Regions from separate parts of the Homo sapiens genome. Here region 1 is linked to region 2. A link is an interaction called in ENCODE POLR2A ChIA-PET data of the cell type or tissue named here. Cell type or tissue: PC-9. All regions are shown on one strand. Links, peaks and the distances in the headings refer to the core of each region. The heading gives the core; the rest is flanking DNA.

Region 1 (2,925 bases), core at 121-2,620, 380 kb before region 2:
TTGAATTTCTTTCTCTATGTAAACCATTTTTCTTTCTGGTGCCTCACCTATAAATAACAGGAGTTCCACCTTCCTTTATAGACTCTTGCTGAAAGCATGGTTTGGAACAAGACCGTACAGGTGCACACAAATTACAGTTGGGAAAGAAGCCTGCAGTGCATCTTGTCTCTGAAGGTTATGAAATCCTCCTTTTAGTAATGGAGCTGGCGTGATCAAGCCAGCAGGATGAAATTTGGCATTTGTGAGATCACCCCCCTTCTCACTTGCCCACTGTACATAGCATCCCAGCCTTACTCTTCAAATCTCCACATTTTTTCTTATCTAGCTACAAAATTCATAGGCTGATTTTTTTGGGGTGCGTGTGTGGTTTTTTTTTTGTTTTTTTGGTAAATAAAGACCTGCATTTTTATTTTGATATAGGTGGTTGAGTTTTGTCTTTAATTTCATGACAGAGATTTAACTAGTCTCAACTTTTGAAAAGACAACAATGATATTTGGGGATCACACACTTAAAGTTAGATTTCTAGATGATTAATACCAAAGTAGATGATTTTTTAGCCTCAGCCATTTATAGGTATGCCCTTCTGTGAATTTTTTATGACAGTGAAAATCATGGCACAGATAAAAATTAAATAAATACTTCTGTTATTTTCCTGAAGAAAAAAAAAAAAAGCTTAAACTATGAGAATACTGTCTTTGAGCACTTTAAAATAAAATTGACTTCAGCCAGCAGGATTTTGAGCATTACATCACAAATAAAAAACAAGATTAACATCAAAAGGAGTCAGTTTTCATTCAATTGTGCAGCACTGTGGGCTGTGAAATTTAATATTATTTTGACTCATATGCTAATTGTAGACTGACAGAGGAAAATGGATTGTGTTTAAATAAAAGGATACACAGCATCACACGCAGCTGTATCAAATACAAGTTGAGGTCTTTGGGCCAGGAACTGGGGGCCCTCTAGCTCTGTTATTGCAGATTCAAGTTTGACAAATAAAACTTTCCTTTAGACTGTAGTTTAATTACTTTTTTTCAAAGGTATGCGTGATGAAGAGGCACAAATACACCTCACCTTGAAGAGTTGCTAAACTGGTTTGTGTGCCGATCAGTTCACCGTGTGTTTGAATTTCTGTGCTTCTCATCTTTCCTTTTCTTGAAAAGATTTTGCTTGTCATTGGTGTGAATTGTACCCCCCACCCCCACCCATCTAGTCTTTGCTCTCAGATTTATAACACTTTAATGGTTCCAAATTGTATAGCCTGCTCTTAGACCCCTTTTCTTTTCCTTGAATAAATCAGGTTCATGTTGCAGACGATATTTGTTTTAGGAAAGTGTGAAAGAAGGGGCACCTGTGAAAACACGCAATTGTTCCAACACACATATACATCCAAATTAAAGCAGAAAATGTCAAAGCCTCCAATCACTACCTTATTTCTTGGAGGTTTAAAGCCGCTGAGAAGATAGTGGTGCCCTCGCTGGAAGTTTTAAGGTAATTACTTTTTACTCTAAGCAGTAGTATCTGGTAACCTAATTCCGTATAAACCTGACACCCTATCGCTACACCCCAGTATTTCTCTGATTTCAGAATAAGTCTGCGTAGAAACTTGTTCTGATGTTAAAGTGCAAAAGGGGGCAGTAAAGTGCTATCCACAAAAAAGGAAAAACATTTTCCAAGTATTTCTTATTACTGCCTGTGTCTTTCGTAGGCCCTGCCTTTATTTATTCATTTTATAACAAAACTCTTATGTTTGGGGCATTCAGAGAATACCTTATTAAGCTGTTGCAGCAATCTAGCATTAAATGGAAGACATGCAAGACTGAAGATCCTGCCTGTTTATGAAGTGTGCCATCAAATTCACATGCTCATGATGCAGAGTCCTTCTTTGGGAGTATTCGTATTCCCAAGTGCACAGAGCACTTCGGAAAGGAGCCTTGGTCTTTGGTGTTAATGCTCTCCTAGCTCCGTATAGATGTGGCAGGCCCAAAGTACATGGTGGGGTGAAGGGTCAAGGGTTTGGGCTTATCCAGAGCAGCGTGCATCCTTTGTCAGGAGGTGACTGGAAACACCAGCCAATTACAGCAGAACTGCAGACTGCTCATCTGCATTCGGAATTGCAGATGAACCAGTTTGTACTCGACTTCTCTTCTTCACTGTAGGCTTTGACATTTAATTAAAAATTAAAGCCTTTTATGGAAAAAGTACATGTTTTCCAAAATGGGGTAAATTCGAAGTATACTTGATACAGAACACTGGCTTGGGAATAAACCTGTGATATTACATGACTTTTGGTTTGCAACTGCTAGGCTGAGCCTCTTTGTAAAGCTGGGATTTAGAATCTTTGAAATGTTTGTACAGTTCAATGATTAAGCATAAATTGTATATATTCCCTTTTTTTCACTTATTTGAGTAAACAAGTTTGTTACTACAGCTTCTGTGGACTCAGAGATTTATGTATTAAATAGGCCACAACTTCAACTAGGATAATTTTATTTATCTGCTTGTTAGGGAATTGCATCAAAAGTTTAAGTCTGTAGGCATTAAATATTTTAAATGCTTATTTTTAAAGTCAATTATGAAAGATAGCACAAAGTTTTTCTGAAACTACATTAAAAAAATAATGTTTTAATCTTATCACAAAAGCATTGACTATTTATTGCAAAGAAAACACAGAAAGCTAAAAATCATTCTAAGTCCACCATTCAGTAGCCCAAAGTGGTCTCAGGTAAAGGCGGTGTGTGTGACCATTTGTTTATGGTTGTCTCCGTGCAGTCAGCAAAATAAACAGAACAACATGCCATATATTATTGATGTGTATATTTTCAACTGAAATTAGCCATCTGCTTACAATGATCATATACACTAATGGTATAATTTTGAAATGAAAAGAAAAATAAAATAATTCTTTGTGGAGAGTAATGCGA
Region 2 (2,925 bases), core at 102-2,601:
GAAGAACCTATGATGGTCTGAATCAAAGTCTGTTGGGCCCACAGAGTGAACAATGGTTTGTGACACAAGTCTGTTCAAGTTTGAGAGACTTTAGTCCTCTTTCCTGTGAAATTAGTTCAGTTAATGAAAACTTATGGAGAGGACCAGAGGTAATTTTTTCTTCTTTGGTAGGTCTGGACTTTAGTCAGATAAGGGAGCTTCAGAGAATGACTTCATCCTATGCTTTGGGAGAGATAGTTGGGGATGGAGGAAGGTCAGAGAGACCTTGAGGCTTCTTTGTCAGTTCAGCATGTATGAAGACCACAGTTTGGTGGTATTGGTTTCCCAGCTCCAATACACTGTAGGTCTCCACAAAGCAGGCCCAAGGGGTGGGAGGGAGAAGGAGGGAAACAAGAACTCCAAGTTAAGTTTAGGATTCTGACAGTTGCGTTGGTTGGACAATAAAATTGCTGAAACTGGACTATTAAAAATGACTGGAGGACTTCCCTTATCTAACCAGAAACACCATGTGACCTATTTGAGCAGCCACCTAAGGATCAAAGTCTGTAGAGAGAGGTTTCAAATGGACAGTAATGAGAAAGGGGAGCCTTGTTGTTTCCTCCCTGTCACCAATGGAATCTCACCCTCTCAACTTAACAAAGAAGACTGCAGAAGATCTTTTCTTGTAAATCATAGCAGTAATTTTACACAGAAGGTATCTTTCTTGAACTTGTTTTTGAAACAATAAGGATATTGAAAGCCTTCCAAAAGTTTTGTTAACATTATGAAATAAATTGTGTGTTAGTTAATATCAGGAAAAAAATTTTATGAAGATGTCACTTCTGAAAAACCCCATGCATGGTGATCAGTGGTGTTGCATAGTGAAGGAAAACCCACCAGGCTTGGAACTAAAACTAGAGCAATATCTCCATTTGGCAATCATTGAATCTCAGTTGTGGTAGCTTAGCCCATCAAGGTGATACCAATGTTGTTAAAGAGAGGAAGTTAAACGCACTAACCAGAAAGTCTCAGAGTACACTCAAAGTACTTTAAGGTTGTGTTAGAAACTAATAATAAAGAAATTCACAGTTTAAGCCGACCTCCCATCCATGGACTCAAAGGGCCACATGAAGGAAGTGGTTTAAAAGACACCCTGTGGTGCCTAGGTATTGGAAGTCAGCCTTAACTATAAATTTCCTTGTTTTCATTAGCTTGGGTTACAACAAGCTGAGCATTTTTTGAATGCCCTCTTAGGTAACTTCCTTTTTTTTTCTTATAAGTTCCATAGTAAAAGAACTTCTGTAATCAGTAATCACACATTCTATTCCTATTTTATGTACTTTCACAATGAAAGACAAACTTATTCATGATCTCATAATTACCTATCTTGTCCTGTGTAACAATCCATTCTTTGTATCAGAAAACATTCTTCTAGGGATTTGGTAAAACCGGTTGAGCAGGTTTTCCTGCAGAAAAACCCAGTTCAAACAGTAGCTCACAAATGTAATCTCAAGTATTTATTTTCACATATGAGTAGGTAAACATCAAATACATAACCAGCAAATTTTTTTTGAACATTCAAAGGTAGCATTAAATTAGTGCCTGGGAATAAAACAAAATACCTCAGGTATTTAGTGATCAGTCAAAACAGGGAAACACAGTGATGGTAAATCTCATGACAGAACCCAATGGCTGGAGACTGCAGCCCATTTTGATGGCAACCTTGAGGTTTACCTGTGGCCATTGGGGCTGGAGGCTTTAGCTCTATTTTATTAAAAAGCAATCCAAATGACTCTTTCAAAGATTCGTGTGTGAATATTATTGAATTCATTTACTGACTAAACACTAAAATTACATGTTTTTTTTAATGACTCAAGTCAGTATGACATTTCATTCCATTTTGCCTTCATTGGCATCAATGAAACTGAGAAAGAAGTGCACTCTGTGTTATAATACCACAATTTAATTTTTTTTTTTTTTTTTTTTTTTTACTATTAAAGAAGTGGAAAAAAAAAGACAGTTAGATAAAAGGTAAAAGTTTAGGGTAAAATTCTGCAGCTCCTTTAACCATAAAATAACATTAGATCAACATCATTAAATGCTAGTGTAACTCTTATCCCAAAGCCTCTTCCGAGTAAACAATCCCTCCAGGATATCGGTTTTCTGTAGCAATGTGCTTAGAAAAAAACCCTTAGTTTCTATGCCAAGAATAAAATTCTAGCTCTCAAAATATTTGCATATGTAAACATTTCCAAATTCATATTCTATACACATGCTAAAACCTCTTGGTGTTTATACATGCTTTTGTGATTAGTCTTCAAACTTTTTGTTGGCCAGATATGTAAAACCCACAGCTAGAAGTTGGATATTAGAAAAAAGGATAAAAATAGCAATAAGGATAATTTTGTTCATTATTAGCACTTAAAATTATGCTTAGCTCTAAGAAGGAATTATAAAATACTGAAGACCCCAGGTAGAAGTATTTGTAATTTAAATTTTACCTATGTTTAGGTTTGTACCCCAAATTTGTCAGGATCTCTTAATTTGAGAATAGGGGAGTCATTGGCTAAGACATAAGATAAAAGGTGCACCATCTTGATGGGACACAATGGTTTTCCTTTTCTCTCCAGTTGAGGCAAATTCAACTAGGGTTTTTGATGTGACATGCAGTCTAAGACATCACAGGCCAATCAGTGGATGTGCCTGTGATGGGTTAAAAATGAAGGCACATAGACACACCTAATTATATATAATTCACCCTAAGATGTTCAAATTCTAAATATTGGGGAAATATAAGAACTTACTAAAAAGGTGCAATTTAGCTGTAGCAAATGATAGGATTGTTTCTAAGTTCCATATTACTTCAGTGCCTGTGAATTTCACTACATAAATAATTTATAGGAAACTGACCTTAATAATTACTTTGAAAAGAAGTCATGAATATCA

What was found. Peaks named below come from ENCODE experiments on the same cell type or tissue, not always from the same donor. Only the 100,000 strongest peaks of a DNase experiment are listed, where the experiment ranks them.
Region 1: POLR2A ChIA-PET joins it to region 2 with 8 read pairs; 4 of 35 experiments call an interaction of 5 or more read pairs at or near these places.

What each region holds. Positions count from the first base shown.
Region 1 is chr13:106,519,508-106,522,432 of GRCh38, reverse strand. The region is part of intron 1 of EFNB2 (ephrin B2); the gene reads left to right. Among named protein-coding and RNA genes, the nearest start is that of EFNB2, 15 kb to the left of the region's middle. In PC-9, for the core only: a CTCF peak has its summit at 1,602; a DNase peak (open chromatin) is centred at 1,082; H3K4me3 peaks cover 1,428 bases; H3K27ac peaks cover 1,541 bases.
Region 2 is chr13:106,142,869-106,145,793 of GRCh38, reverse strand. No RefSeq gene overlaps it. Among named protein-coding and RNA genes, the nearest start is that of LINC00460, 230 kb to the left of the region's middle. In PC-9, for the core only: no CTCF peak of the experiment used is centred there; a DNase peak (open chromatin) is centred at 1,393; H3K4me3 peaks cover 399 bases; H3K27ac peaks cover 1,834 bases.